Linked DNA regions of Homo sapiens: region 1 is linked to region 2. The links are chromatin loops, found by intact Hi-C in ENCODE. Cell type or tissue: PC-3. All regions are shown on one strand. Each heading gives the region's core, and the rest is flanking DNA. Links, peaks and the distances in the headings are about the cores only.

The links. A loop is a pair of places that touch in the nucleus more often than their neighbours do. Peaks named below come from ENCODE experiments on the same cell type or tissue, not always from the same donor. Only the 100,000 strongest peaks of a DNase experiment are listed, where the experiment ranks them.
Region 1: it touches region 2 in a loop (2.9-fold over the local background); 1 of 110 quality-filtered maps calls a loop at or near these places.

What each region holds. Positions count from the first base shown.
Region 1 is chr14:90,931,362-90,947,223 of GRCh38, forward strand. RPS6KA5 (ribosomal protein S6 kinase A5) reads right to left here. Exons shown (of 17, transcript NM_004755.4): 5 at 11,717-11,824. Among named protein-coding and RNA genes, the nearest start is that of LINC02321, 110 kb to the left of the region's middle. In PC-3, for the core only: no CTCF peak of the experiment used is centred there; no DNase peak of the experiment used is centred there; H3K27ac peaks cover 365 bases.
Region 2 is chr14:90,985,966-91,001,827 of GRCh38, forward strand. It overlaps RPS6KA5 (ribosomal protein S6 kinase A5), which reads right to left. Exons shown (of 17, transcript NM_004755.4): 2 at 15,123-15,194. Among named protein-coding and RNA genes, the nearest start is that of RPS6KA5, 67 kb to the right of the region's middle. RefSeq lists an enhancer at 34-83. In PC-3, for the core only: no CTCF peak of the experiment used is centred there; no DNase peak of the experiment used is centred there; H3K4me3 peaks cover 927 bases; H3K27ac peaks cover 806 bases.

The DNA of each region.
Region 1 (15,862 bases), core at 7,170-11,169, 55 kb before region 2:
GTGGCTGCTGGGGGTTAGGGGACGGGGGAAAAGGTATAGAGTTTTAATTTTGCAAGATGAAAAAGTGCTAGAGATCTGTTACATAACAAAATGAGTATTATTAAAGCTGCTGAACCATATATTCACAAACAGTTAAGATGGCAATTTTTGTTTTGTGTTTTTTTAACCACAATTAAAATTTTTTTAAAATTAAAAAAATAAGCCGTAAAAGAAAAGATTTAGTACATTGGATATTAAAATGTTAAATGGCAAAAAAGATCATTAAACAAAATTAAAAACAAGTTAAAATTTTAGAAAAGAAATTTACAAAACATATAGTTATAAAGGGTTGGTATCTATAATACTTAACGAACTCCAACAAATCAATAACATCAGGGGAAAAAATGCAACACTGTGATAGAGAAAACATAGAAACAACCTAAATGTACCTCAGTAGGAGAAAAGATAGACTGGATAACTAATATAAAGGATTATTACACAACAGTTAAAATAAATGAAACATCCCATTTATCAGCTTGGATAAATTTCAAGAATAGGTCAAATAAAAAACAATTTGCAATAGAATATGTCATGTATGTACATTTAAAAAACATGGTAATAGTATATATTGTTTACGGATATACACACATGAAGTAAGGGTACTAAAACACAATTAAAATTAATCCACCACATACTCTTTACCTGCACCAGTGCAGCTACACATTGTTGGAGAAAACCATATAATCAGGTTGGCCGATTTTATTCAATCATTCAATCATTCATTCATTCATTCATTCATTTGAGACAGGGTCTCATTCTGTCACCCAGGCTGGAGTGCAGTGGCATGATCTTGGCTCACTGCATCCTCTGCCTCCCGGATTCAAGCAATCCTCCCAGCTCAGCCTCCCAAGTAGCTAGGAATACAGGCACGTGCCACCATGCTCGGCTAATTTTTTTATTTTTTTATAGGAATGAGGTCTCACTGTTGCCCAACACTGTTCCCCAGGCTGTTGAGTCTCAAACTCCTGGGCTCAAGTGATCCTCCTACCTCGGCCTCCCAAAGTGCTGGGATTACAGGCATCAGCCCAGGCAATTTCACTTTAAATTCATGATCAGGAATCTCACATGGGTCTTAATAGTACCCAGCAAACACATTCATTTCCCTAATCCGTTCACTCTCCCACATTGTTAGTTGGTTATTTTATATCATCTCCTTTCTCCTAAAACCTCGATGTGTCCACTCCCTTCCTCATACTCAGTGAGAAAACAGAAGACCTTCTATAAGCTGCCAGTACACACCACTTAACCTCCACCCACATGTGTGCCTAGTAACTCAACTTTCTTCAGTTTCTAAGCATGAACTGACCATGCTACTCGTTAAGCACTAGTAGCATGATCACGCACAAACTCACTTGTGCGTTTGACATTATCCTTCTCAAGGACAGTGTTCCAGCAATTTCCCACTTTACCTGCTGTATTATTATAGGAGATAGATATCTGGGTTTGGGTGGTAGATATCAGTGTATCTACCCCACTTCCTTTTGAGGACTATTCTAACTAGTGTATGACATCTGTAATTTCTCCCATCTTAGGGGAAAAAACCCTCTTTTCATCCTCACTTCATCCTCTGCTATGCTCTTCACAGAATTTCACTATTCCTTTTAACAGAAAACCCCAAGTTGTCTACATATGTGGAAGACAATAAGGCTACTGCTATTCTCTTTCCTAAGGTTAAAACTGAGCCAATCAATGCTCAATCTTCAGTCCCCATCTTATTTAACCTAACAATAGCATTTGACACAGTTAATCATTTTCAACCTTGAAACATTTTTTCACTTGTCTTCTGAGACAATCCACCTTGTTTTCCAAATTCCAAATTCATAGATCCAGACCAGACTTCTCTCCCAAATTCCAGACTCATATAGCTCACTGCTTAACATCTCTGCTGTGTGTCTAATAAATGTCTCAAACTTAACCTGTCCAGCTGAACTTCTCCTCTTGTAACCCCAGATAGCTCCCCATCAGCAGCCTACCCCATATTAGTTGATGGAAATTTCATCCTTCCAGCTGTTCTGGCCAAAAACCTTGGGGCCACACTAGATTTCTTCTGAATTCTCATACCCCACATCTAACTCATCAAAAAATTCCATTAGATCTAATGTCAAAATAGTCCTAAAATCTGCTACTCCATAGTCTAGGCCAGTTCCATCTCTTGCTGGGATTACTTCAACAGTTTTCTATCTGGACCTCATGTTTCCACACTTGTCCCACTACAGGATTATCACAGTTATCAACCAGAATTATTCTTCCAAAATAGGAGATCACTACTCTTCTACTCAAAACTCCCCAGTGGCTCCCCATTTTGTGCAGGGAAGAAGCCATAGTCCTTACAATGATCTTCAATGCCCTGAGTAATCTGTACAATCCTTCTTCCATATGATCACCTCCATGTCCTTCTTTCCTACTACTGTAACTCTCACTCATTCTGTATGCCCACAACGGCCTCTAACCCTCACTCATTCCATAACCCCACCTTAAAGGGCCTTAATATTGGCTGATCCCTCTACCTAGAAATCTCCTTCCTGAGATATCTACATGGCTGACTCTCTCACTTCCTTCATGTCTCTACTGCACTATCACCTTGGTGAAGCCTTTCCTGACCACTTGATTTCAAAGTGTAGCCTCTTCTCACCCTATTCCCTATTCCTGTTCCCTACTATACTTGTCTTCTTGCAACTTATTGCTATCTAACATACTACAGAAATACTTATTTCTTATTGTCTGCCTCCCCGTGTAAAGGAAGAATTTGTGTCCATTTTGCTCATTCATTGCAAGATCTCAACACTGAGATAGAACAGTGCCTGGATCACAGGAGACATTCAATGAATATTCACTGAATTAATGGAAAAAATTATAAAATTTTCATAACTGAAAATGTGAAGAGTGGGCACATAAACTCAGTTATATTATTTTCTATTTTTATTGTGCTTTATAGCATAAAAATTTAAAGAGAAATTTGGAAAATATAAACATTTATTATTCACATTTATGAATTCTTATTATTCTAGGATATCTTTTGCCCTTATGGACTTTAAAGTCCCTGACACTCAGCATAGTTCTGAATCATTTTCCTTTCTTTCTTAGAAAATAGATAAAAATAAACTGTGACTGCTAAATATAGTTATCAAGTAAATTTAAAAACACATATTTAACATTATTTGAACAAATGAAATATATACTTGGAAGTTTCTGTGAAAATAATCTCATTTCAAAAGTTGTCCCTGCTTGTTCTGTGTTGTTACTCACACTGAATCTACCTTAAAAAAAATCGTATTATGAATAAACTTTAGTAGATCCAAAAATTTCTGCCATAAGAATAATTATAAAGGGATCTGTGAAGCAGACAGCTGGCAGGCAATCCCTATTTACCCCCCAACCTTTGGAGGGGAATCAAAGGTCTGCTCAGATATCTGGGGGAAAAAAATCTCACTAATGAACGGCTCAAGCTAATGTGTTGGCATCTGAATATTGTGTAATAGTGTTTTAAGAAAGGAAGAACTGGGGCAACAGGGTAACACTTTGGTTTCTAGGTCTCCTATTTTCCCAACACCTCCAACTCAATGTTTACCTTAAAATAACTAAATTATCCTAGAGTCACTGATTTTGGCAAATGACTGATAGAGCTTATTATCAGAGACCTAATAGATTTTCAGGACACATGCAAATAAAAAAAATCATGACTACATGTCAGTACAAATCAATTAGGAAGGGAGACAGAGGTAACTAAAAAGCTGGTTTAGGGTTAGGTTATCTGATTCTCAATGCAAACACGCTCTTTATGGAGCCCGACCCTTACCTACACATCTTGAGATACGTACATTATAACAGCAGAAACTTGAAAGTGGCACTATTAGCTAGGCATTTATTAGAGAAAGATGTAATTTAAAACTACAAAAAAGAAAATAAAGAGAATAATTTTAAATTCTCAATGGTATATTTTAATTTTGCTCACAGTAATCTGAAATGTAAACAGTACTTCTCAGAAATAGAACGGATATAGTGCTTTATACTTTAGAAAGTACTTTCACAAGCATTAATTCATTGTGTCTGTATGATAATTCTATAAATTAGGTATGATAAATATTATTTTACAGATGATGAAATTAAGACTCAGAGAGGTTAATGACGAAGTGACTTGCCTCATGTCCTAAAGCTAAGAAATAGAGAACCAGAAAAAGATCCCCCTAACTAAAATGCCTCTTACATTGTCCAAAGAATTAATCAATAAATAACATTATCTGAATTGAGCAAGGTTAGATTTTTCTACTTCTGGAAAGAGAGAAACAGTCATAAATCCATAGGCTTTTCCCTTTAAGTACAGATACTCTGTACTGTTCAGCCAACATATTATTTTTCTTCTGAACCTTAAAGTTGTATTTATCTACCTGGGGATTCGTGTTAATGATCTGTTTTGAAAATTTTCAAGCACTCACTGTTAAATTATAAAAACAGAATGCATATACCATATTTAAGCATAAACACGTGTCCTTTTTGACATTATTTGCTTATAAATATGAACAGACACAATTTTGAAGCTATCATCACTTTACCAACACTTTTTTTAACTGTCTTTAAAGTTGTCAACATTAAAATCAAATATCCAATAACTACCAGATTCTCTGACTTGAAGTAAGAACTCAACAAATGTTTGTAAAACTGTACTACCAAAAAAATTCTATGGAAGATATATATTAGCCTGAAAATTAGAGATGTTTTGTTATTTTTCAGAATCTCAAGAGCTTGATCGAATTTTCTGGTTGAGAACAGAACAGTAAAAGTAGCAAATTTTTATTATCATAAAATATTTTTAAAGTTTCTAAAATAAATTTACTTTAACCTGTATGTAGTCTAGGCTGCAAACCATTATCCAGAAATAATTATATGGGCTGGGCCTGGTGGCTCATGCCTATAATCCCAGCACTTTGGGAGAGCAAGGCAGGTGGATTTTTTGAGATCAGTCCAAGACCAACCTGGGCAACATGGTGAAACCTAGTCTCTGCAAAAAATACAAAAATTAGCCGGGCATAGTGGCATGTGCCTGGAGTCCCAGCTACTTGGGAGTCTGAGGTGGGAGGATGGCTTGACCCCAGGAGGCAGAAGTTGCAGTGAGCCGATCTTGCCACGCTGGGTGACAGACCAAGACCCCATCTTTTAAAAAAAAAATACAAAAACAAAAAACCCAGAAATAATTATATGAATATTTGACAAATATCTCTAGAATACAGGCTCAGGAGGGTAAGGAATTTGTTATGTTCACCATTATATTTGTAGGGTCTAGTGCAATACCTGGCAATGGTAAGTACTCCAAGATTTTTTGAATTACTAAATTAATATATATACAGAGATAAGTATAATATCATGAGCAGAAACATCAAACATACATAAAAAGTAAATTCCTGAAGATTAAATATATTTCCCAGACCAAATGAGGCCAGAATTTATAATATAAAATTGTGATATACTGACAGAAAGGCAGATTTTGGTGGAAGATTACTTCTGTTTTGAAAATGTTCAGTTTGAGGAGCCTGTGAAAGTGTCAAGTGGAGATAAAACATTCACATATTTGGGTCTTGAGCCCAGAAGAGAAGGTTGGCCAAGAGAAGGCTGGGAATGAGCAGCATGTAAGAAGAGTACAGCATAAAAAAAAGAAGAGTACCTAGGACTGAGCTGAGGGGAACCCTCAGGTAGAAGAGGAAGAGCCAACAAAAGGCAGTGAGAGAGAGAAGGAAAGTCAGGTGGGTGTTGTGTCACAGAGCCAAGCTGAGAGGTGATTTCAAGTTCAGTACTACCAGGCAGTCAAATAAAGTAACTAAAAAGTATTAATATGCACGTCAATGGTAACATTGGCAAGAACAGCCTCAGCAGATGGTGGCGGGGTAGGGGGGCAAGGAGGTACAAGCAGAATTGGAATTGATAAGGGAGTAAGGGACATGTGAGTAAGTAGAGACAAATACTGACAAAGGAGAACAATGAGACAATAGCTAGGCGGGAATATGGTATTCTGAGATTTTTTTTCCTTTTTATTTATCAGTCCATTCATCTCCCCATTTTTAAAATTTTAAGATGGAAAGACTATGTCTACTTAAACAGTGACAGAAATGGTCAAAGAGGAAGAGGTTAAAGAGAAGAGAAGGCAGGCAGAGTGTATCAGTCCATTCTCACACTGCTGATAAATACATATCCGAGACTGGGAAATTCACAAAAGAAAGAGGTTTAATGGGCTCACAGTTCCACGTGGCTGGGGAGGTCTTGCAATCATGGTGGAAGGAAAGGAGGAACAAGTCACATATTACATGGATGGAAGCAGATAAAGAGAGAGAGAACTTGTGCAGGAAAACTCCCGTTTTTTAAACAGTCAGATCTTGCAAGACTTACTCATTATCATGAGAACAGCATGGGAAAAACTTGCCCCCATGATTCAATTACCTCCCACCAGGTCCCTCCCACAACATGCGGGAATTCAAGATGAGATTTGGGTGGGGACACAGCCAAACCATATCATTCCACCCCTGGCATGTCCTCACATTTCAAAGCCAATCATGCCTTCCCATCAGTCCCACAAAGTCTTAACTCATTTCAGCATTAACTCAAAAGTCCATATTCCAAAGTCTCATCTGAGACAAGGCAAGTCTCTTCCACCTATGAGCCTCTAAAATCAAAAGCAAGTTAGTTACTTCTTAGACACAACAGGAGTACAGGCATTGGTTAAATACAGCCACTCCAAATGGGAGAAACTGGCCAAAACAAAGGGACTACAGGTCCCATGCAAGTCCAAAATCCAGCGGGGCAGTCAAATCTTAAAGCTCCAAAATGATCTCCTTTGACTCCATGTCTCACATCCAGGTCACGCTGATGCAAGAGGTAGGCTCCCATAGCCTTGGGCAGCTCCGCCCCTGTGGCTTTGCAGGGTACAGTCCCCCTCCTGGCTGCTTTCACAGACTGGTGTTGAGTGTCTGTGGCTTTTCCAGGTGCACGGTGCGAGCTGTTGGTGGATCTACCATTCTGAGGTTTAAAGGACAGTGGCCCTCTTCTCACAGCTCCACTAGGCAGTGCCCCAGTAGGAACTCTGTGTAGGGGATCCGACGTCACATTTCCCTTCTGCACTGCCCTAGCAGAGGTTCTCCGTGAGGGCCCCATTCCTGCAGCAAACGTCTGCCTGGGCATCCAGGTGTTTCCACACATCCTTTGAAATCTAGGCGGAGGTTCCCAAACCTCAATTCTTGACTTCTGTGTACCCACAGGCTCACTACCACATGGAAGCTGCCAAGGCTTGAGGCTTCCATCCTCTGAAGCAACAGCCTGAGCTGTACCTTGGCTCCTTTTAGTCATGGCTGTAGCAGCTGGGAAGCAGGGCACCAAGTCCCTAGACTGCACACAGCAGAGAGGCCCTGTGCCCGGCCCAGAAAACCATTTTTTCCTCCTAAACCTCCAGGCCTATGATGGGAGGGGCTGCCATAAAGGTCTCTGGCATGCCCTGAGCCATTTTCCCCACTTGTTATAGTGATTAACATCCAGCTCCTTCTTACTTATGCAAATTTCTGCAGCTGGCTTGAATTTCTCTTCAGAAAACAAGATTTTCTTTTCTAGTGCATTGTCAGGCTGCAAATTTTCCGAACTTTTATGCTCTGTTTCTCTTTTAAAACTGAATACCTTTAATAGCACCCAAGTCATCTCTTAAATGCTTTGCTGCTTAGTAATTTCTTCTGCCAGATACCCTAAATCACCTCTCTCAAGTTCAAAGTTCCACAAATCTCTAGGGCAGGGGCAAAATGCCACCAGTCTCTTTGCTAAAACATTACAAGAGTTACCTTTGTTCTACTTCCCACCAAGTTCCTCATTTCCATCTGAGACCACCTCAGGCTGGATTTCATTGTCCATATCATTATCAGCATTTTACTCAAAGCCATTCAACAAGTCTCTAGGAAGGTCCAAACTTTATCACATTTTCCTGTCTTCTTCTGAGCCCTCCAAACTGTTCCAACCTCTGCCTGTTACCCAGTTCCAAAGTCGCTTCCACATTTTCAGCAGCACCCCACTCGTGGTACCAATTTACTGTATTAGTCTGTTTTCATACTGCTGATAAAGATATATCCAAGACTAGGCAATTTACAAAAGAAAGAGGTTTAATGGACTTACAGTTCCATGTGGATGGGGGAGGTCTCACAATCATGGTGGAAGGCAAGAAGGAGCAAGTCATGTCTTACATGGATAGCAGGAGACAAAGAGAGAGAGAACTTGTTGCAGGGAAACTCCCGTTTTTAAAACCATTAGGTCTCGTGAGACTTATTCACTATCACAAGAATAGCATGAGAAAAACCTGCCCCCATGATTCAGTTAACTCCCCACCAGGTCCTTCCCACAACATGTGGGAATTCAAGATGAGATTTGGGTGGGGACACAGCCAAACCATACCATAAAGATACACATTTAACCTGGAAACCAAGGAGGCAGATTAGGGATGGAGCAGAAAGAAACTTGTTCCAAAAAATATGGTATTTTGATATGAGTTGGGGCTGACATGGAAACCAAAAAGGAATGCAAGCTAATCAAAATAGAAATGGTTTCATGGGAATATTTTTAAGGTAAGAAAGGGTCTAGATAGAGAAACTTCCTAAATAGGTGCTGGGTGGAATCAGAGGAGCAAAGAACCATTAGATCAAGTTTCAGAGGACTCAGCAAAGGAAAATTCCTACCTGAGCCCTGAGAGTTAAACCTGAAGCCAAGCATGATAGTATGTCCTCTAGGGCTAACAGGAAGAATGAGCAGACAGTCTAAGGATCAAAGAGATATGCAACCCTTAAAGCTTAATAGTAATGTTAAACTATTAACATAACCTAGAGTGAGGCTGTATTCAGTAAATAAGGGCGCCTACTAATTACTCCTCTACTTCAGCTTGAACTCTCCTATTTCATTTTTGCACCCAGACCACTAAGTGCTCAAAGATGATGGTATTTGACTGGATCTCCATCATCCCCTTGAAGGGTGGCTGTTGACACGACTAGCAGCAAACTCTCCTCTTGTGAAGAGTGACCTGGCTGATTCAGTCACACAGCATTTCTGACTAATGCTTATTACTGTATTAAGACCTAGCAACTCTGGTCAACTTTGATTTTTATTTGTTTGTTTAGTTTTGAGTCCTAACATTTTGCTGTTCCCCAGGGCCAAAGTCTGTTTCTATCTATTGCCAAATGATCTGCCACACACACCTATAAACAGAGGAATTATTAAGTGATTCTTTTAATGAGTGTACTACCAGAACCTAGCCTACCATCTAGCACATGGGCCCCTAACCCCCAGGCCATGGACAAGTACTGGTCTGCGGCCTGTTAGGAACCAGGGCGCACAGCAGGAGGTGAGCAGCAGACAAGCATTGCCACCTGAGCTCTGCCTTCTGTCAGATCAGTGGTGGCATTAGATTCTCCTAGGAGTGCCAACCCTATTGTGAAGTGTGCATGCAAGGGATCTAGGTTGCACATTCCTTATGAGAATCTAATGATAAATGTAATGTGCTTGAATCATCCCAAAACCATACCCCGACCCTCGTCTTTGGGAAAAATGTCTCTCAGGAAACCAGTCCCTAGTGCCAAAAAAGTTGGGGACTGCTGATCTAGCACACAGAAGGCCCTCAACAAATATCAATGGAATGAGCAAATAAAAGTGATCATCAAATCTCTCTATGCAGGGGGAGTTTTACACATTTACAAACCAAGGACCCCTTTGGCAGTCTGTTGAAGCCTGTGGACCCCTTCTCAAAATAATATTTTAAAATAGATAGCATTATAGAGGAAATTAATTATAGTAAAATACAGTCACAAAACTATTTTTTTTAAATGTGGCATCATTACAAACATGCTTCTGTGGCACCGGGTGGGATTGCCAAGCCCCAGGCTTCTCTGTAGAGAGATTTGGCTGGGCCAGTTCAGTGGCAAAATTACTGACAACATCTATGGAGATTTTGTTCTTGGCTTCTCAGAGAAAACTCCTCCAGACTCCTGCCTGGGAAGCCACTGTGCTCAGTGAAGTGCTAGAAAGCCGCCGAGGGAGTTTGCACAGTTCTGTGTGTCCATTTTCACCATACCTGTCATTTTCTGTATGGTATCCTCATCCTTAGCTGTGCCCATTGTCCCTGAATGCACAGACCTTGTCAGTCTTCCCTTAGGGTGAGGAAGGCACAGCTGCCTATGTGAACAGGGGCAGAGATAGGATCTGGGGGTTACCTGTTTCTTACACAGACTTTCAATCAATCCTCCTGGGTCCTGCATCACTTGCATGCCTACTTCGAGGGATACCTGCTGTCTCCAGTTATTGAACCTTTTTAGGGGGTCAGAAGTACAGAGAGCCTGCTTTTAGGCTTCCCATGTTACTGTCATCCATCTTCTAAAATGTAGTTGCTATTTTCTCTTTTCCCTTTGGAGTGCATGTCTATCTTATCCCTTTCCTTTTATCCTTGTGGGATTTATTAAGGAGGCAACGGTAAACAGATTTAATCTGCTACAATTTGCTGAAGTCATCACTAAAATTTTTACAAAGGCATAAAAAGTTTTAAAAATCAAATTTAGAAGTAAACTCAAAATTCATCTATTTTATAACTACGATATTTGTATCAAAGATGATCAATTTACTGTAATAACTTCAGCTTCATGAAGGCAGAGATCATTTTCACTTCATTTATTATTGTATTGTCCAGTACCCAGCATAGTAGAGGGGATAAATAAATATTTATTTTATAAGTAAACTGAATGAATATAGATGCGATTAAAAAATTAGGATCTTTAATTTTTATAATTTCAGCACTTATCTCACTCACCTAGGACTGCTTTAGCAATATACTCCAAAAACCAATCAGAAATAGATATACCTAATTTGGAATCCAAGAATGATGTCTTTTATAACAACAAAGTCCTTCACTACAAAAATTTTAGTATGATTTCATATTCTATACCAACAATTTCCTAGATAGAAACGAAACTAACATTCAAATTTACTTAGTTATCTTGAATAACTAGTAGTGCAGAAATAAATGTAACTTCTATTACAACCATTACATAAACAGTACTTAATTACAACTAATAGATGTACAATTTTAAGTGTCATTAAATGCATTTGTAATATTAAACAAATTCTAATTAATACTGAAAATTAAAGTTCTCCAAATGTAAAATCTGCACATTAGCCACCATATTTTAATTCATGTTGAGCAAAAACCAGCAATATTATTTAAAAATTGGGTCTAGTAGATCTCTGTCATTCTTGTCAAGCGAATTCAAAGGGCCTTCATAGCATGTCCTACTTTGTTACCACAATGTAAACTGTATGTACTTTGCTTTATGATTCTTTATTGGCCACTATCAAAGCCATAATTCTCCTGAAGGGCCAAAAGAGTTATTTGATTTTTCAGTTATATTTTACATATTTTATGGGGAAAGTTAAATGCATAGTGTCTTTTTTCTTTTTTAAATAAATAGGAATTCTGATATACCCATCAAGGTTTACCGCAATTTTAACAGGACGGCTCCATACGAATTTTAAACTAAAAATCTCTACATTTTCCATGGACAAATCTGCACAAAAGTTCAGAATTCACAGGGCAGTTTTCTGCTAAATGTTTATTCTACGGCTAAGTTTTCATCCTTGTTTACATGCTGTTATTACTAACTTCAAATTAAAATATACTCACTTCATCAGCCACAAACTCCTTACTCAGACCAAAATCTGTCAGCACCACATGGCCATTAGAATCAAGTAGAATATTCTCAAGCTTAATATCACGATATATAATCCCCAACTGCAAAAACAAAGAAATATAAATTTTAAAATAATTTACAAAAAAATGAATTAGGGCAGTCTTTCTCGTCTACCTTTATTTATTTATTTTTTTTTTTAAGGCATTTCCCTCCTCAGGATCCTGTAATGGCTCTTGGTGATTGGTCAGGGAAAATGGAAATTCTTTTATCTGCTGCGTTCTCTGGACCTCTCCAACCACGTCTTTGTTCTCCTTGTGCACAGGGTCTACCTTGTTGGGTCAGCTTCTTTAGGGCCTCCCTCTTGACTCGTGCTTCTTCATGTCTCTATTCTTCCTAGTTCACTCTCACTCTAGATGACCTTCAGGTGCCTTCATAGCCAATTCTTGTCCATCACTTCCTAACGGCTTCAGAAGACTCTCCTGACTAACCAGATCCCCTGTCATTTCCTTGTTTTTCATCCTACAACACCTATGTTTACATTGTACTTACCTATACATGACTGATATTTTCTAGCTATTTCCTACTTGTCTTTATATACCTATACTCTAACTCTTTTTTTCACTTTTTATGTATTTATAGGTATTTGTGCAGCACACCATGTATAAAATAGGAAATTTATAAAGAATTGTTGATTAACAGGCTCTTAAACATAAAGGTTGAAGATCATAGGTTAATTTTACTCAAACTTTAGTTGTTTTTTGTTGTTGTTATTGTTGTTGTTGTTTTGAGATAGGGTCTCACTCTGTCACCCAGGCTGGAGTGCAGTGGCGTGGTCCTAGCTCACTGCAACTTCAAACTTCTGGGCTAAAGCCATCCTCCCACCTCAGCCTCCAGAGTAGCTGGGATTACAGGTGTGAGCCACTGCACTAGGCTCAAACTTTAGTTCTAAATAAGCAAAGAAAATCAATTAAGTAACATTTATAGATCCCTCTGTTTTACTTTGCATTTATAAAACTTACTTTTTTGTAAGTTCTATAGCAAAACACTTCAGCTATATAACAAATAATCTATCCAACTCATATAAGAGGTGCTTGATCTGCATGAATTCTGTTTCATGTTTTCAGTTATGTCAGCCTGAATTAAATGTTTCTAAACTTAGAAATATTGTTTTCCTCAATGCTAAGAATATGAGAAAGTTCTTAATAATCTCTTAAAATGGAAATCAAAATTGCATACAGAAAAACACTAGGGGCCAGGCACAGTGGCTCATGTCTGTAACCCTAGACTTTGGAAGGCTGAGGCAGGAGGGTCACTTGAATCTGGGAGTTCAAGACTAGCCTGGGCAACACAGTGAGACCCATCTCTACAAAAAATTTTAAAAATTAGCTGGGCCAGGAGTGGTGGCTAACGCCCGTAATCCCAACATTTTGGGAGGCCGAGGTGGGCAGATCACCTGAGGTCAAGAGTTCGAGACCAGCCTGACCAACATGGAGAAACCCCGACTCTACTAAAAATACAAAATTAGCCGGGCGTGGTGGCACATGCCTGTAATCCCAGCTACTCGGGAGGCTGAGGCAGGAGAATCACTTGAACCCGGGAGGTGGAGGTTACGGTGAGCTGAGATCGTGCCACTGCACTCCAGCCTGGGCAACAAGAGCAAAACTCCATCTCAAAAAAAAAAAAAATTAGCTGGGTGTGGTGGCACACATGTAGTCCTAGAGCTACTCGGGAAGCTGAGGCAGGAGGATCACTTGAGCTCAGGGTGTTTGGGGCCACAGCAACCTATGATAGCATTCCAGCCTGGGCAACAGAGCGAGACCATATGTCTATTTTTAGACCCAATGTCTCTATTTTTTTTTTTTTTAAAAGAACAGAATAAAAAACGGACAAGTGTGGGTGGCCCATGCCTGTAATTCCAGCAGTTTGGGAAGCCAAGATGGGAGGATCATCTGAGCTCAGGAGTTTGAAACTAGCCTGGGCAACATGGCAAAACCCTGTCTCTACAAAAAATACAAAAATTAGCCAGGTGTGGTTGCGCATGCCTGTTGTCCCAGCTACTCAGGAGGCTGAGGTAGGAGGATCACCTCAGTCAAGCAGGTTGAGGCTGCAGTGAGCTGTGATCGTGCCACTGCACTCCAGCCTGGGCAACAGAGTAAGACCCTGTATCAACACAACACAACAGAACACAAAAGTACTAGGCAATTTTCCTTTAAGAGCCCCAGTGTTCTACAAGACAGACAGGAAGGAAAATGTCTAGAGCTTATATTGAACAGACATTGACTTGGAGCATTATATGCATCTAACAACCAGGAGATGCTTTTTCCTAAAAAACAACCTCTTTAGAAAAGATTTTAGAAACAAATAATTTACTATCTGCGTCACCTCATCACTTGCAAGTAAACATCCATTTTTGCCTCTTCCTGTGAAACTCAATGTTAGTAGCTTTATCAAGATTAACATTGCTGGCTTTGCGTTATATTTATCTGTATCTTTTTAGGGTAGTAAGATTAAGAGAAGGTTAACCAAGAGTTCATTTACTATATTACTCTCATTCCATATCAATTGCAGTTATATCCAACATTCATTGTTTTATTTACTTCTGTGTTTGACAATCAGCAAGTTTCACATAAATTAAAAACCGGATTTTCGGACAAGCACAGTGGCTCATGCCTGTAATTTGGGAGGCTGAGGCGGGCAGATTGCTTGAGTCTAGTTCAACACCAACCTAGGCAATATGGCAAAACCTCATCTCTATAAAAAATACAAAACTTAGCCAGGTGTGGTGGCACGTTCCTGTGGTCCCAGCTACTCGGGAGATTGACACGAGAGGATCACCTGAGCCTGGGAAGGTGGAGGCTGCAGTGAGCCAAGATTGCACCACTACACTGGACTTCCTAGCTTACTCACTGGAGCTATTCATTTTGTTTCTTACTCATATTTATGATGATTTCTACCATCATTTTTATATTATAAACTAATTGCCCTAAATCATAAATTTCAAAGGTCTTTCTTTGCAGCATATTCTTGGGTCCAATAGTTTCTTGTATGAAAATGTCTTAACTATCTTATATCCCACAAAAATCATCTTAAAGCTTGTTACCATATCAATAATTCCATGAAAAGAAGTCCAAGTGTCTGTTCTGCTACCTCAGTTTGAGTGCCTACTTGACTGCACCTCGTTCCCCTTCCTCTCCATTGTGCTGCAGCCCTGCCCCTCAACCCCCCCATTACCAAAGGTTTCTTTCCCTGCTTGTTCTCACACGTTTTTCATTCAGTCTCCCTAAGATTCCTACCCTTGAACCATCTCCCTTCACCTGGCAGGTCTGGTTTCTCCTCTGGGCTGGATCTGCCCTTTTCCTGATCTCTTTTTTTCTTACATCTTACCATAATTTATTCTCACGGCCTCACCCACCTGTTACCTCCACCTTGCTGCCTGCCCCTTTAGAAATGTCATCCTTCATCCTTCCTTTTCCCTTCAATTCTCTCCTTTCTTTTCTATGCTCCATAATCAGCATTTCAATCTCTATCTTAAACTAGTGTAGGACCTGAATATAACAGGACAAGGAAGGGTGGCTTCATGATGTACCTGAATTGTCCTAATTTAAAAATTACTTGAGTACTTTCTGTCTCTGAGGAAAAACACAAGCCCAGTCTACATAATGACTGCTTCTACAATGTTTCCTCATTAAGTAAAACAAAAAACCGAGTGAAAATTTCTTGGCTCAAGATTAATGGTTATCTGCAATAACATTTCTTACAGTTTAAACTGATTGTTACAGTTTGCATAGGGTCACAGACATGAATTCCATTTAAAGTTTTTTAGTAAGAGTTCATCCTACCTGGGGACAATGGAGGAGAGAGGGAGTGGGAGCAAGAGACGGTGTCAGGGACAAAACAAATGGAAAAGAAAGCCAGAGTGCGAGTGGGAAATAACTCTTACTCTCCAACCTCATCAGGATACACCCTGAAGATGTACAGGCAGAGTCTGCAATGCAGTAAATTACAATGAAGGAAATACATATTATGACTGATGGTTTCATTTTATTGGTTATTTTAACAATTAAAAGCTTTTATTATAATGATACTTTGTAACAAATAAGCATTAGGATTTTTCAGGATAAAAGCCAAAACCTGCTTAG
Region 2 (15,862 bases), core at 7,455-11,454:
GGAACTGCTGAAAAATTAGGTGTGAGTGAAACAACTATAAAAGGCTAGGGGGAGTATTCAGACTACTTAAAATCTGGCTAGTTCTCACTCTAAAGAACCTGAAACTGTTATTTTTAGATGATGGATTCAACCGTGGTTTATGCAAAATAAACTGTTTATTAACCTACATTCAGAGTCCTGTGCTTACATCCAAAGATTCACAAGTGAAGTACTCTTATACATTTTAAGTAAAAAATGTTCAAAAAATATATAATGATTTTTAAATGATTCACACTTGAACCAACTTTTTAAAATTACCTACACATACCAACTGTGTCATACGAGAGAATTTCTACTAACTGAAGAATCATATTAATCACTCCTAAAATTAATCTTTCCAGATTACTGGAATCTTGTGAAATGGTGACTTGGTCATCCACCACACTAGCTATGCCTCCAGGTGTGCTTATTTCAATCTGGTAAACATGATTACCAGAGCATCTTACTAAAAAAAAAAAATACGTTAAAATAAGAATCAAAAGAAGACTAAGATGCATATTCATAAATAATTCTCTATTTATATCTCAAAAGACAAGCTGTTTGCCTAACTAAATAGTGATGTCTTAACTGCTGGAGTTAATGACCACCTGTAGTGGGTGCTGATGGTGTTCTGCCAGGTCCCCTTTACAGGCCGGTGCATCTATTCTCCAGCTGCTGTGAGTGTTGGCTGCTGGAGAAAGGCCTCAGGTAGACAGGGGCCACCACACCTGGAAGGTTACATGCCATCATTCTCTACTCCACCCTCACTCAAGCAGCCTGCAGCCAATGACTAACACAGGTATGAAAGGCCTGCCTCTTTGCTCTTGCTCCAAAACTTCCCATGAGTCCAGGCTGAATCCAGACCACTGCTTAGACCACATGCCTGTTTAGGCTAGTCTCCTGACCACCCTCCTTCCCTCACTCTTGTTCTCCTGAGAGTGCTCCTGCAGTAAATCACATAAATCCAAATCCATGTCCCGGGATCTGCTTCTAGCTAACATGACCTAACATAGTATCAATAATAAATAAAATTGTATTTACACTAGAGAGACAATGTCATTTGACACCTTCATATGGAATCATCTTTTTATTATGGCATAAAACATCACAAACATTTAACCTCTAAGACTTACATAAACATTGTAGGCTTACACTGAAGCATAAGGTATAGTGGGTATACACATACACAAATGCAAAATTATAAATTTTTTGAATGACAATTTTGACAATTTAATGAATACATGCTTTTAAAGGTATTATTTTAATACGGATACTTTCCAAACACTTAAAAGAATAAAATGACAAATGATGACTAAGTCATCATACTTTTTAAAACACTCTTTTAAATGACTCAACCAAAGTATTTTTCCCTCTATCATGTCATCAAAAAGTAGCAATGTCTTTAAGTTGCCTAGTGCAATTTACAGCATCCTCTAGTAACAAATTACCCATGAGAAACAAGTATGTCTCATTTAATAAATGAAATGTGTTACTCTAAATCTGTAGTAAAAAAAAGATTGGAGGGAAAAAAAGCTATCTTATCAGGAATATTCATAGAGTCTGGGACCAATGAGTAAAGAAATATCACAAATTACATTTCAAGATGGCACTGAAGGCTGGGGAAAGCAGCCCAAAGACCGCCTCAACTGGAAAAACAGTATTTCCACAGAGCAAACTTACAAGATCTGCTGTTGATTAGATGACAGCAGCAGCAGCCACAACAACAACAACAACAACAACAACAAAGGATATCCACATAAGGAAAAAGTGAACTTCTTAAAGAGGACACCAGGGACCAAGGTAGACACAAATGGTTACTGCTCATTAGACACTATCATAAGCAAGGCCCTCTGAATTTCTATACTTTGCCAGCACTCACTCCAAGGTTTCATAAACTCACAAATAACTCTGCATTACATGAAGACCAGCTCCATACTATTCCATTTACAAGGTTCTATGTTGTATGGTGTGTGTGTGTGTATAACATATACATACTTAATACTCACTACTCTTATCTCCAGCACCCAGAACAGTGTCTGCCTCTTGGTAAATACAAATGAATGAATGAATCCCAAGACCAACGGGAATGAACTGAAAGGTTTTAAATTGAGAAGCGACATAATCAAATTTGCCCATCAGAAAAATCATTCTGGCTCTAGAATGGAAATAAATGCATCAGCAAGGCCTGAAACCAGGAAGACCTTTGGTGGTTGTTATTTCTCTATTTACTGCAGGACACATTTTAGGCTTTACAAAAAATACTCATTAAGAAATGACATTCACTTATGTATAAAGCTAAGCTGAAAGCTTGGTAATGTATTACATCAGCTCTTTTAGAAGCTGAACTACATTCCCTTTCAGCTTCCCCAATAATAGCTAAAACTGAAAAACAAAATAGCTAAAACTTACATAGCATTTATTATGTGTCAGGCAATCAAAACATTTTATTACTCATATCATGTATATCTTAGGAGAGGAATGTTAACCTATACTACACTAAGATGGTTCAGAATCTAAGATGCTTGAATACATTTGTTTGATACAAATAAGAGGCTGGGCATGGTGGCTCACACCTGTAATCCCAGCACTTTGGGAGGCCGAGGCGGGTGCATCACCTGAGGTCAGGTGAGACCAGCCTGGCCAACTTGGTGAAACGCCGTCTCTACTAAAAATACAAAAATTAGCCAGGCATGGTGGCGGGCGTCTGTAATCCTAGCTACTCAGGAGGCTGAGGCAGGAGCATTGCTTGAATCCGGGAGGCGGAGGTTGCAGTGAGCTGAGATCATGCCACTGCACTCCAGTCTGTGCAACAGAGCAAGACTCCATCTCAAAAAAATAAATAAATAAATAAATAACAAAGAAATATAATCTTTCCATTTGACATGTTATGCTTAAGGTAACATACAAATCAACTTCTTGTAAATGCTAACAAAATTGCAATTAGCAACATCTCATTTATGAGGTATTTTCTCACTTGTTAAATTTTTATTAAAAATATCACTTTAGTTGAAATTACTCCCAGAGATGCTAATAAAGTAAGTGACTATATAAAATAATAAATAAATAATCTCTTCTTATGAGTAAGTCCTAAATAATTTTGTTTTTTCAATTTAGGTTACAGCTTTACAATGGAGTTCCCTGTTCAATAACCATAACCCATGGTTATCTAGTAATTGGCAATTCATATCCATTATCTCATTAAACTTATAACAACATTGTGAGATAGGTATTATTATAATAACTTATGCCAAAGGGACTTGGGCTCACAGAGTTCATATGATTAACTCAAGAAACTCAAGTAAACAACAAGAGTGTCAAGATGCAAACTTGAGTCTTCTACGTCATCCTCGATACTCAAGTACTCTACAACCGTGTGAAAGCACCAAAACCAGAAGAGTGAATCAACTTGGCTGCATCCTTTACTCTTACATGGCAAAATTTTTCTTTTTTCCTTTTTGTCATGGTAAGACAAGACATCAGCTCTTCAAAGTACATGACCATTTATGATAAAAAAAGAAAATTCAGAGAATACTAAAGTCTTTAGCTGAGACCTTCATGCTGCACTTCATTATTAGAATTACTGATAATGCACACCCACAGGTACATTTAAACATTTTCTTCTCCCATACTTGGACAGATATCTCAAAGAAGGCAAAATGGTCAAAAGGAAGGCAGCAGAGAGATTAAAAAAGAAATAAAAATATAATCATTATTCCCCAAAATAACCCAAAATTTCATCATCAAACAAATTCTAAAAGATGAGCCAAAGATATTTCCTGGGCTTTTGGGTATCAATCTGAAGAATAATGCTAAAGACAACAGCATAAATGACATACTTGATAGACTATTATTATACTTCACACAATGCTGGATTATGGGCAGGTAGGGGGACAGGGCAACAGGGTTGGAAAAATATACAGGGATGATCGTAAGAGCTTACAATCCAGAGGAAAGATTGCAGATGTGAAGGAAAATTCAGAGAACAAGTCAGTGCTATGCTCTCTATGGAGGGCTCTCAGTGCAACAATTCAGAGAATAAAGCAATTTGGGCAGGATTTGGACAGGTGGAAAAAAAGATGAGCACTACCAATGGGGGGACAAGATAAGGCAGGGCATCAGAGGGTGGAAAAGTACACATAATTGTAGGCAAGTGAAGGAAAATAAAGTGGACTAGAAAGTAGGCGGACAAATCAACAAGCAAAAAACAAACGATCCCATTAAAAAATGGGCAAAGGATATGAATAGATCCTTCTCAAAAGAAAACATACACATTGCCAACAAGCATATGAAAAAATGTTCAACATCACTAATCATCAGAGAAACGCAAATAAAAACCACAATGAGATACCATCTCACACCAGTCAGAAGGGCTATTATTCAAAAGCCAAAAAATAACAGATACTGGTGAGGTTGTGGAGAAAACAAAATGTTTATACACTGCTAGTGGGAATGTAAATTACATCAGCCACTGTGGAAAGCAGTTGAAATTTTTCAAAGAACTTAAAACAGAAATACCACTCAACCCAGAAATCCCATTACTGGGTATATACACAAAGGAATATAAATCATTCTACCAAAAAGACATATGTACTCATATGTTCATTGCATGTTCACTGCAGCACTATTCAAAATAGCAAAGACATGGAATCAACCTAGACGCCCATCAATGGTGGACTGGATAAAGAAAATATGGTACATGTACACCACAGAATACTATGCAGCCATTTTAAAAAATGAAATCATGTCCTTTGCAGCAACACGGATACAGCTGGAGACCATTTTCCTAAGCAAACTGATGTAGGAAAAGAAAATGATCTCACTTATAAGTGGGAGCTAAATATTGAGTACACATGGAAATAAAAATGGAAAGAATAGATACTAGGGCCTACTTGAGGGGAGAGGGTAGGAGAAGGGTGATGGTTGAAAAACTACATATAGGGTACTATGCTCACTACCTAGGTGACAAAATCATTTTTACACCAAACACCAGCGACAGGCAATTTATTCAGGTAACAAACCTGAACATGTACCCCCAAACCTAAAATAAAAGTTGGGGAAAAAAATAGAAAGTAGGCAGAATATCAGGGTAAGCTGGGCGAAAAAAGACAGGGGAAACTGAAAGCAAGGCAAGAATTTGGGCTTGAATAGTTAAATGGGAAAAAATGCAGTATATGTTCTTAAATAGAAAAACTGCACGAAAATGTTGTATTTTAGCAAGACTGTATATTACGTATAACAGCATATGATATTAAAATGCACAAATGGAAGAGAGCCTACAGAAAGGCAGACAGGTTAAGACACCCCTTGAAAGAATCCATGCATAAGGTAAAATGAGTGATGGCACTTTCCGTTCTTAGGCCCAGAAAAGGTAAATCCAAGGATCACTTTAAGGGGAAAATTATAGGACTTTGTGAGAAAATAGAAGTAAAGAGGCTGGGCTGGGCGCAGCAGCTGATACCTGTAATCCCAACACTTTGGAAGGCCGAGGCAGGTGGGTCACTTGAGGTCAGGAGTTTGAGACCAGCCTGGCTAACATGGTGAAACCCTGTCTCTACTAAAAATACAAAAATTATCCGGGCATGGTGGTGCACATTTGTAATCCCAGTTACTCGGGAGGCTGAGGCAGGAAAATAGCTTGAACTTGGGAGGCAGAGGTTGCAGTGAGCTGAGATCACACCACTGAACTTCAGCCTGGGTGACAGAGTGAGACTCCATCTCAAAAAAAAAAAAAAAAAAAGAAGAGAGATAAAGAGGTCAAAATAGATAGAGAAGAATCCAAAAAGAATCCAAAATTATTTAAAAGTTTCTAGCTCAGAAAACTGATCAAGGTTAGTGATAGGCCAAAGGAAACCAGATAGTTCAAGAGAAGCAAGTCAATCTGAGTAAAAAAGAGTTTTATGCATATTAGATGTATTTAAGTGTCAAAAAGTAAATCTTTGATATTCAAATATTCCACAGTCTTCAAGATATTTGATGAATAGCATTTTTTTCTAGTTTAAATATATAGAAATTAATTCATCAGAAGAGTTTTCAGTTTCATTTCCAAAGAAAACCTTACATGACACATGAAGACATCTGATGAGTCTTTCCTATTATTCTAAGTAGTGCTGAAAAAAATTTATCTTAAAAAGGTAATGAAACTGAAAGATTAGTGGTAAAATTTTTGAATAAAAATTGAGATTTTATTATATTCATTATAAAAGCTTCCACCTACTCCATTTAGTCATCAAAACTGTGATTTTTTAAAGGCAGATATACTTACAATGACATTTCTTAGTTATCCCATCTTCTCATAAGAGACTACACTGTCAGCTGGCAAAAAGGAAAAGCAGTCTCCATGGCTGACAACTGATCCATTATAAAACAGTGCACACACACAAAATGGAAATACAAAGGTAAAACATTACAGGTAAACTGTTTCCTTACCTTTACAGAATTGTCTTCAAGGCCTGTAACCAAACTACTCAGTGCAGATGTATAATAGATAATGAGTCAAAGTATTCAATGTGTTGAAAGAAAATACACACAAGGTTTGACTATATAAATTTGATATTAAAAATTTCACATATATAAAATGGGCTGATAATCTGCCTTCTTTATACTGTCCTAGTGTGTTTTTTGGAATCAAGGTTACACTGGACTCATACAATGAGTTGGAGGAAATAATCCCCCTTTTCCTGTTTTCTGAAAGAGTTTGTGGAAGATCAGAATTATCTATGCCTTGAATGTGTGGCAGAACTCATTCTTAAAACTGTACTGAGTGTCTTCCCAGCAAGAGGATTTTTGCTTACTGACCAATCTCTTTAACAGTTATAGGACTATGTAGGTTTCTCACACCTTTTTTCAATCAGTTTGGTAATTTACACATTTCAAGATTACTGTGCATGTTAAACTTTGAGGAACATTACTTCAGGAAACTAACTCCTGTCACCTCCCAAATTAAATGCTATTTTGTCCAATTTTTCAGTTTTCTTTTTTCAACTCCACAAATGAGACATCGTGACGAGAGCTTTACACAGTCAGTATGCTTTAGACTGTTTGTTCAGTAATTCTTTTTGCATCTCGGAAAATTCTCCAGGGATTATTTTCCTTCTTCCTAAAACTACTTCTTTTAAAATTCTCATAGGGGACCTATTGGTAGAAAACTCACTCAGCTTTTGTATGTTTGAAAATGTTGGCTGGGCGTGGTGGCTCACACCTGTAATCCCAACACTTTGGGAGGCCGAGGTGGGCAGATCATGAGGTCAGGAGTTCGAGATCGGCCTGGCTAATATGGTGAAACCCCATCTCTACTAAAAATACAAAAATTAGCCAGCCATGGTGGCATGAGCCTGTAGTCCCAGCTACTCAGGGGGCTGAGGCAGGAGAATCACTTGAACCCAGGAGGCGGAGGTTACAGTGAGCTAAGATCGTGCCACTGCACTCCAGCCTGGGTGACAGAGCAAGACTCCGTCTCAAAAAAAACAACAAGACAGAGCAAGACTCCGTCTCAAAAAGAACAACAACAACAACAAGTGTCTTTTTGCCACACTTAGGGAAAACAGTTTTGCTGAGTATACAAGTGTAGATTAACAGTTATTTTCTCTGGGCATTTTGAAGATATTATTCCACTTTACATGGCTTCCAGGGTTGCTGTTGTAAAGTCCACTGTTAAACTAATTGTTGTTCCTTTATAAATAAGTCTTTTCTCTTTGACTGCTTTTCAGGTATTTCTCTGTCTCATGTTCATCAGTTTCTCTCTGATGTATCTACATAAGAATTTCTTTATACTTGTATGCAAGTACTTGTATTTGCTCTCTGCAAATTCACGTTTAATCCTGTAAACTCCCAGCTATTATTTCTTTGAACAGTGCCTCTACTCATTCTATAAGCTCCTTCTGAAAGTCTGATTAGAAAAATGTTGTATCTTCTCTATCTATTCTCTATTTTTTTTTTTTTGAGACAACCCAGGCTGGAGTGTAGTGATGTGATCATAACTCACCGTGGCCTTAACCTCCCAGGCTCAGACAACCCTCTCACCTCAGCCTCCTGAATGGCTAGGACTACAGTCATGCATGCACCACCATGCCCAGCTAAGTTAGTTTGTTTTTCTAGAGGCAGGGTCTCACTATGTTGCCCAGACAGATGGGGATTCTCCCACCTCAGCTTCCCAAAGTGCTGGGATTACAGCTGTGAGCCACCACACCCGGCCTATCCTCTATATCTTAATAGTCCTCTCATATGCTATCTCTTTTTTCTCCATTCTATATTCTGCATATTTTCTTCAAATCTATCTTCCAATCCACAATAATTTTCTCTTTAGCTATATCTCATCTACCAGTAAAGCATCCATTAAGTTTATACTTTGAATTGTTTTTTTTTCACTCCTAGAAGGACTACTGGTTCTTTCTCCAATCTGTCTGGTCATTTTTTTAGCATGTATTATTCCGTAATATTACAATCAAATCTCTTCTTAATTAAAAACATACACATTTATATTTTATATCTAATAATTCCAACAGTCTCTTTAGGTCTAATTCTATTATTTGTTGTTTCCACTTCTTTCACTCATAGTGCTTTGCTTCTTGGATGTTTGTGATTTTTTTTTTTTTTTTTTTTTTTTTTTTGAGACTGAGTCTCACTCTGTCGCCCAGGCTGGAGTGCAGTGGTGTGATCTCAGCTCACTGCAAGCTCCGCCTGCTGGGTTCATGCCATTCTCCTGTCTCAGCCTCCCAACTAGCTGGGAGTACAGGTGCCCGCCACCATGCCCGGCTAATTTTTTTTTGTTTTTAGTAGAGACGGGGTTTAACCGTGTTAGCCAGGATGGTCTCGATCTCCTGACCTCATGATCCGCCTGCCTCGGCCTCCCAAAGTGCTGGGATTACAGGCGTGAGCCACCGCACACGGCTGGTGTTTGTAATTTTTGATAGTAAAATCATGTCTGTAAAACTTTCTTTGCTATTTCCTTAAGATCTAAGTAAATCCTCCAGAGAAGATTTACATTTGCTTTGCTAGTGCTGTTGGGAACACTACCAATTCATAAGTAGAATAAACTAAATTCATACTTGCTTGTGTGTGGTTTTTTGTTTTGTTTTGTTTTTAATATAAGACGGAGTCTTGCTCTGTGCAGTGGCTCACTGCAACCTCCACCTCCCAGATTCAAGCAATTCTCCCTGCCTTGGCCTCCACAGTAGGTGGGATTACAGGTGCCCGCCACAACGCCTGGCTAATTTTTGTATTTTTAGTAGAGATGGGGTGTTCCCATGCTGGCCTCAGCCTCCCAAAGTGCTGTGATTACAAGCACGAGCCACCGTGCCTGGCCAGGATTTTTCTTTTTTTAAATCACATAAGTGGATAACAAACTGAAGTTGCAAACCTGTATGATGTTTGGTTTAAGGTTATGACTCACGGAAGGCTTTTACTGCTTATTTGTTTCCTTCACCCGAAGCCAATGCTAAGCCAGAAAAGTTTCCCCTCTATCTCCCTTTGCAGGCTAGATTTTTATTTTCTCATTTACTGTTTTACTGAGCAGTAGCCTTCTCTACCGCTTGAGTGCCTTAGAAGCTGTCTCCTATATATGAAGTATGAAAATGGTAAACCCAAAGAACTAGCTCGGAATTCACTGGTGGATTTCTCCAGCATAACTTCTGCCCTCAGGCAGCTTATTTGCTTCTCTAAATTCCTGCTCCCATTTTATTTTTTCAAGCTTAAGAATTTTCCTTACTTTTGCCAGGTAATCTAAGCAGTTGATAGAAAGACTACTCAACTGCATAGATACCTGGCAAGAGTAAGGAAAATTCCTTATCTAGCACTTTAGAGGTTTAATAATGATTGTGGCTACATGCAGTGACTCATGCCTGTAATCCCAGCACTTTGGGAAGCCAAGGCAGGAGGATTACTTGGGCCCAGGAGTTTGAAGCCAGCCTGGGCAACATAACGAGACCCTGTCTCTACTAAATAAGTAAATAAGCAAGCAAGCTGAGTGTGTTGGCACATGGTTGCAGTCTCAGCTACTCACGAGGTGGAAGTGAAAGGACTGCTTGAGCCCAGAAGTTCAAAACTATAGTGAGACAGGGTCTCGCTCTATCTCCCAGGCTGGAGAGCAATGGCACAATCATGGCTCACTGTAGCCTCAACCTTCCAGACTCAAGAGATATTCCTACCTCAGCATCCCTAGTAGCTGGGACTATAAGCGAGTGTCACAACAGCCCAGGCTAATTTGTTTTTTTTGTTTTTTTTTTTGTTTTTTTTTTCAGTAGAGATGAAGTCTCGCTATGTTGCCCAGGCTAGTCTTGAACTCCTGGGCTCAACTGATCCTCCCACCTCAGCCTCTCAAAGTGCTGAGATTACAGGCATAAGCCATTGCACCAGGCCTGCATGCATTAAATTAACAGATCAATGAATAGGATTAGTCTCATGGTTCTTGTTATGTACTATAAAATTCAATGGTGAAATTAATCATTAATATTACATTTTAATAGTGTCCTTGAAAGTTCTGTAGATGCTATGTCTATTTTGCTATAGAGAAGTTATCTGTTATTACAGATTAAAGTTGTTTAGCTTTGACCATATCTAGAATAAAACATCATCTCAGAGATAACGTTTTCTTTTAAAAACAGCTATAAATCTATTTTTAAAATAAAATAAATAATAATTGGGTTAATCAAAAGTATATAAACAGTAGTTTCATTTGATCAATTGTACTAATATTTTTACTACGTTTTGCTTTTGATAAAAAACATAAAAACTGACATTTCTAAAACTTTAATATGAAAAAAGAATCTCTAAAGCATGGAAAGTCAGGTAAACATTGCAAATAAGAATAGCAATTTGTTTTCAAATTTTCAAGGATCTTTATAGAGATCCCTTATTATATGGAATAAGTATACTCATCCATTCATTCAAAAATATTTGAGAAACTGCTATGCATAAGTTAACCCACTAAGAAAATTTGTTTACCCAAACCCTATTTTTCTGGCAATTTTACATTACTGAATTATAGATGAGTTAGATGGAATTCTGCCATCTAAATAAATGGCAGATGGCAAGAAACATGCCAAGACACTATGAACTCTTCAGGCAATATAGATTATGATTAAAGTATAAGCATATAATATTTTTCTATCACAGACTTCTTCCTGTTTTAAAATTGTTTAACCTAACCTGTAGTAAAAAAGGAAGACGACCATTCAGATTTCTTCCTGTTTTAAAATTATTTAACCTGACCTGTAGTAAAAAAGGAAGAAGATCATTCTCACTTCAAAGATTACTTTAAACAGAACTTGAGAGAATTTATAGAACCTTGTATTCAAAATATTTAAAAGTGTGCATGACTTTTTATAAAGTACCTGAAAATGAAAAAAACATATGTTCATACAAAAACTTGTACATGAATGTTCATAGCAGCATTATATTCATGTATTTGTTTATCTTTTAGAGAGACGGTCTTGCTCTGTTGCCTAGGGTGGAGTACAGTGGCACAATCATGGCATACTGCAGCCTCAAACTCCTGTTCAAGCAATCCTCCCACCTCAGCCTCCCAAGTAGCTAGGAATACAGGCACATATCACACCATGCCCAACCAATTTTTTAATTTTGGCAAGATGGGGAGTCTCACTATTTTGCCCAGGCTAGTCTCCAAAGCAGCATTATTTATAACAGCCAAAAGATGGAAACAACCCAAATGCCCATCTCCTGATGAACAGAGAAACAAAATGTGGTATATCTGTACAATGAAACAGTAAGTCATAAAAAGTATGAAGTACTGGCCAGGCAGGGTGGCTCACGCCTGTAATTCCAGCACTTTGGGAGGCCAAGGCGGGCAGATCGCCTGAGGTCAGGAGTTCGAGACCAATCTGGCCAACATAGTGAAACCCCGTCTCTATTAAAAATACAAAAAAATTAGCCGAGCGTGGTGGTGTGCGCCTGTAATCTCAGCTACTCCGGAGGCTGAGGCAGGGGAATTACTTGAACCAGGGAGGTGGAGGTTGCTGTGAGATTGCGCCACTGCACTCCAACCTGGGTGGCACAGCGAGACTCTGTCTGAAAAAAAAAAAAAAAAAAAAAAAGTATGAAGTAGTGATGTGTACTACAATATGAATGAACCTAGAAAACATTATGTTAAGTGAAAGAAGCTGGTCACCAGGGACTACACATTTGTATGTTTACCTTTATATGAAATGCCTAGAAGAGGCAAATATATAGATAAAAAAGTCAGTTAGTGGTTGTTTAGGACTGGGGAGGATGGTGAGCTTGCTTGGGCATTAATAGCTAAAGGGTTCAGGGTTTCTTTCTGAAGTAAGGAAAATGTTATAAAACTGACTGTTATAAAATTGCTGCACAACTTTGTGAATATACTAAAACCACTGAATTGCACACTTTAAATGATGGAACAATATGGTACGTGAGTTATATCTCAATAAAGTTGTTACCAAGAAAGCCACATACAGACAAAACAGATAAAAACATGCAGATAAAACAGCTATTATAAAAACAATCTATAATATATATCAACCTTAAGAACTTTTGACCAGATGTCACAAAGCACTATTTTTAAGGGAACTGAGTCACCACAGAACTGTGATCCTCTTTCCCCTTTGAGTAGATATTGCCTTTGAAACAGGAAACAAAGGTAGGAATAAAGGGTATTATTTTGATATTTTGAAAGCATGATTTCTTAGGAATACAGTGGGGTAGAGCTTGGATTTTTAAAAAATACATTTGAACAAATTATTTGAAGGTGGAAATGTACAATAACATCTCCAAGTTGACAGTTACACTAAATTTCTGACAATAACATGCTTAGTTGATGGGAATAAACTATTCATTTTGCTTATTCACTGGTAGCTGTAAAGATTGGGCCTATATGGCATGCTAAACTACTCAGGGAGGTTATAAAGACCTCATACAGCAGGGCCGTAGACATGAAGGCTCATTACTAAATGACCTAAAGACAGCTTACATAAGCGAACTTAGACATGAGGCAGGCCGGGCGTGATGGCTCACGTCTGTAATACCAGCACTTTGGGAGGCTGAGGAGGGTGGATCACGAGGTCAGGAGTTCAAGACCAGCCTAGTCAAAACGGTGAAACCCGAATTAGCTGGGCATGGTGGTGCATGTCTATAATTCCAGCTACTCAGGAGGCTGAGGCAGAAGAATCACTTGAACCCAGGAGGCAGAAGTTGCAGTGAGCCAAGATCGAGTCACTACACTCCAGCCTGGGCGACACAGCTAGGCTTCATCTCAAAAAAACAAAAAAACAAAAAACAAAAAAACAAACAGACATGAAGCTAGGGAAGTGGCTGGTATTGATTACAGAGGCCCCAAGAGAAAGGCTTTCTTTCTTGCTATAATGTTTGGCATTTTGGAAGGGATGGGCAGATACCCTTATATGGACAGGTGTAATCCATCCTGTCAGGCGCTAGAACACTCAGGTCCCTGAGAGTGTGACGCTAAACTGCAGCGGGGAAGAAAAATGGTCTGTCCTCTGATGCTCTCCCTGGTCTTCCAGGAAAAGAGATCTAGGCCTGCTGAGAATGGGGAGGAGGAGGGGGAGGGGAAGAGTTAAAGGCCTCCTTTGTATCTTGACCTGATGGGAGAAAAATGACAGAAGCCAGTTCTCACAGCAGCGGTGGCTGCAGAGCAACACAGTCCAGGACAGGGAGAGAACTGAGTAGGAAACATACACATGACAAGAAGCTGCATAAATGGCAAGGCCTAGTGTAAAATGAAAATGCGGGTGCCTTGTTCATGAATTACTAATAATTTCAGAACAGTGACAGCAGAGCATTACACCAAACATGGGGCTCTTCTACATGCAGGGATCTCTACAACTGCATAGGTCACATCCCCCTTAAGTCAGCCCTGATTTCTGAGCAGCGAAAGCGGTGGTAGCAAAAATTCAGAAGGCAAAGGAAAGTTACAAAGCAGAAAACCAAGATCATGTAAAATCCCGCTACCACTAAGATTTTAGTGTATATAACCATGTACATCCCGGAGAATTTTCTTTATTTTTTGTTGAGATGAGGTCTCACTATGTTTCCCAAGCTGGTCTTGAACTCCTGGCCTCAAGGGCTTCTCCCATCTTGGCCTCCCAAAGTGCCTCCCAAAGTGCTGTGGTGGCATAAGCCACCACGCCCGGGCACCTAGAGATTTTTCTGCATACAAATATACACGCAGATATTTTCCATATCCATATACACATGTAGATATTTATATTTATTCATATAATGTTTTGTATATTGTACATTCTCTTCTGTAGCTTTTTAAAAACTTATTTTGGAGAGCTTTCCAAAATATTAAATAAAAGTAGATCATTTTAATCTATTATATACATTATAGAACATAGAGATCCATGTTCCATTTAACCAAAGCCCTATTGTTGGGTTTCTAAACAGTCCTGGGTTTTTCATTATTACAAATTACGTTCATTGAGTATCAACTGAGTTGAACAAAGATTGAATAAGACAATCAATACAAAGCCCTCCACAGAGTACTTGGCATCTAACAAGCACTCTATCAATGTTAGTGATTTTTTAAAATATTGTGTCCTGGCTGGGCGCAGTGGCTCATGCCTATAATCCCAGCCCTCTGGGAGGCAGAAGAGGGCGGATTACTTGAGGTCAGGAGTTCGAGACCAACCTGGCCTCGAACAACATGGTGAAACCCCGTCTCTACTAAAAATACAAAATTAGCTGGGCGTGGTAGAAGGCGCCTGTAATCCCAGCTACTCAGGAGGCTGAGGCAGGAGAATCGCTTGAACCCAGGAAGCAGAGGTTGCAGTGAGCTGAGATCACGCCACCACACTCCAGCCTGGGCGACAGAGCTAGACTCCGTCTCAAAAAAAATAAAATAAAATAAAATATTGTGTCCTGTGTAAAGGCTGAACTAATTTACATTCCCAACAGCAGGGTAAAAGGGATTGGTTTCCCTAAATCCTTGCCAATTCTTTTTATTTTTGCCTTTTGTGCTTCTATGAATGGTCTGTTCATGTTCTTTGACAGTTCTCCTAATGGATTCCTCATGCTTTTTAAATTTTAATTTCTGTATTGGGGATATCAATCCTTCATCATAGGAATAATAAGTACTTTTTTTTTTCCTTAAATATAATTAACTTAAGACTTACCTCCAGTTCCTAGGACCTTCAGGAGCTCAAAATTTTCTATTCCCACCTTCTCAGCATGTCCTGTCAAATTAGCTAAAAGAAAAAAAGAGGAAAAAAAAAACAAGAGGGTCAGCAATAGAAGGAGGCTCCTGGGGGATTCTTGTGTACCAGCGACGCTCTATTTCTTGACTTGAGTGATTAACCAGGGTTTGCTTTATAATTATTTGTTAAACAGTATAGCATATTTTGCATAAATTTCTGTATGTTATGCATTACAATAAAACTTTTTTTGGAATTTAGGAACTATATATATCATTTGTACCAAATATTAACATAAATTAAAGTGTTTATTAGACTCTCTACTGACCAATATACTCCAAAAATAAATAAAAATTCTAATATGTAGATAGATACATAGTGGGGAAAAAACTGGATGGATTGAGAAGATGTATTTATGATTCGACAAACATTTACTGAGTATCTATTAAATGCCATCCCCAGGTTCTAGGGTAAGTTCTAGTTCCATTTCTGCCACTAAATACCTGGACACGATATAGTATGCATTCGTCACTTCAATACTCTATGTCTCCATTACTACATCTCTGAAATGAAAGTGTTGGTCTCAATGAACTCTAGGATCCCTGTCAGCTCTAAAATTCTAGGACTATGTTTAAAAATATAAACTCTTCAAAGATATATTGTCTTGAATAAATAAAATTAGGATCTCTTATAAATTAGCATTTTCCATAACATATTCCATT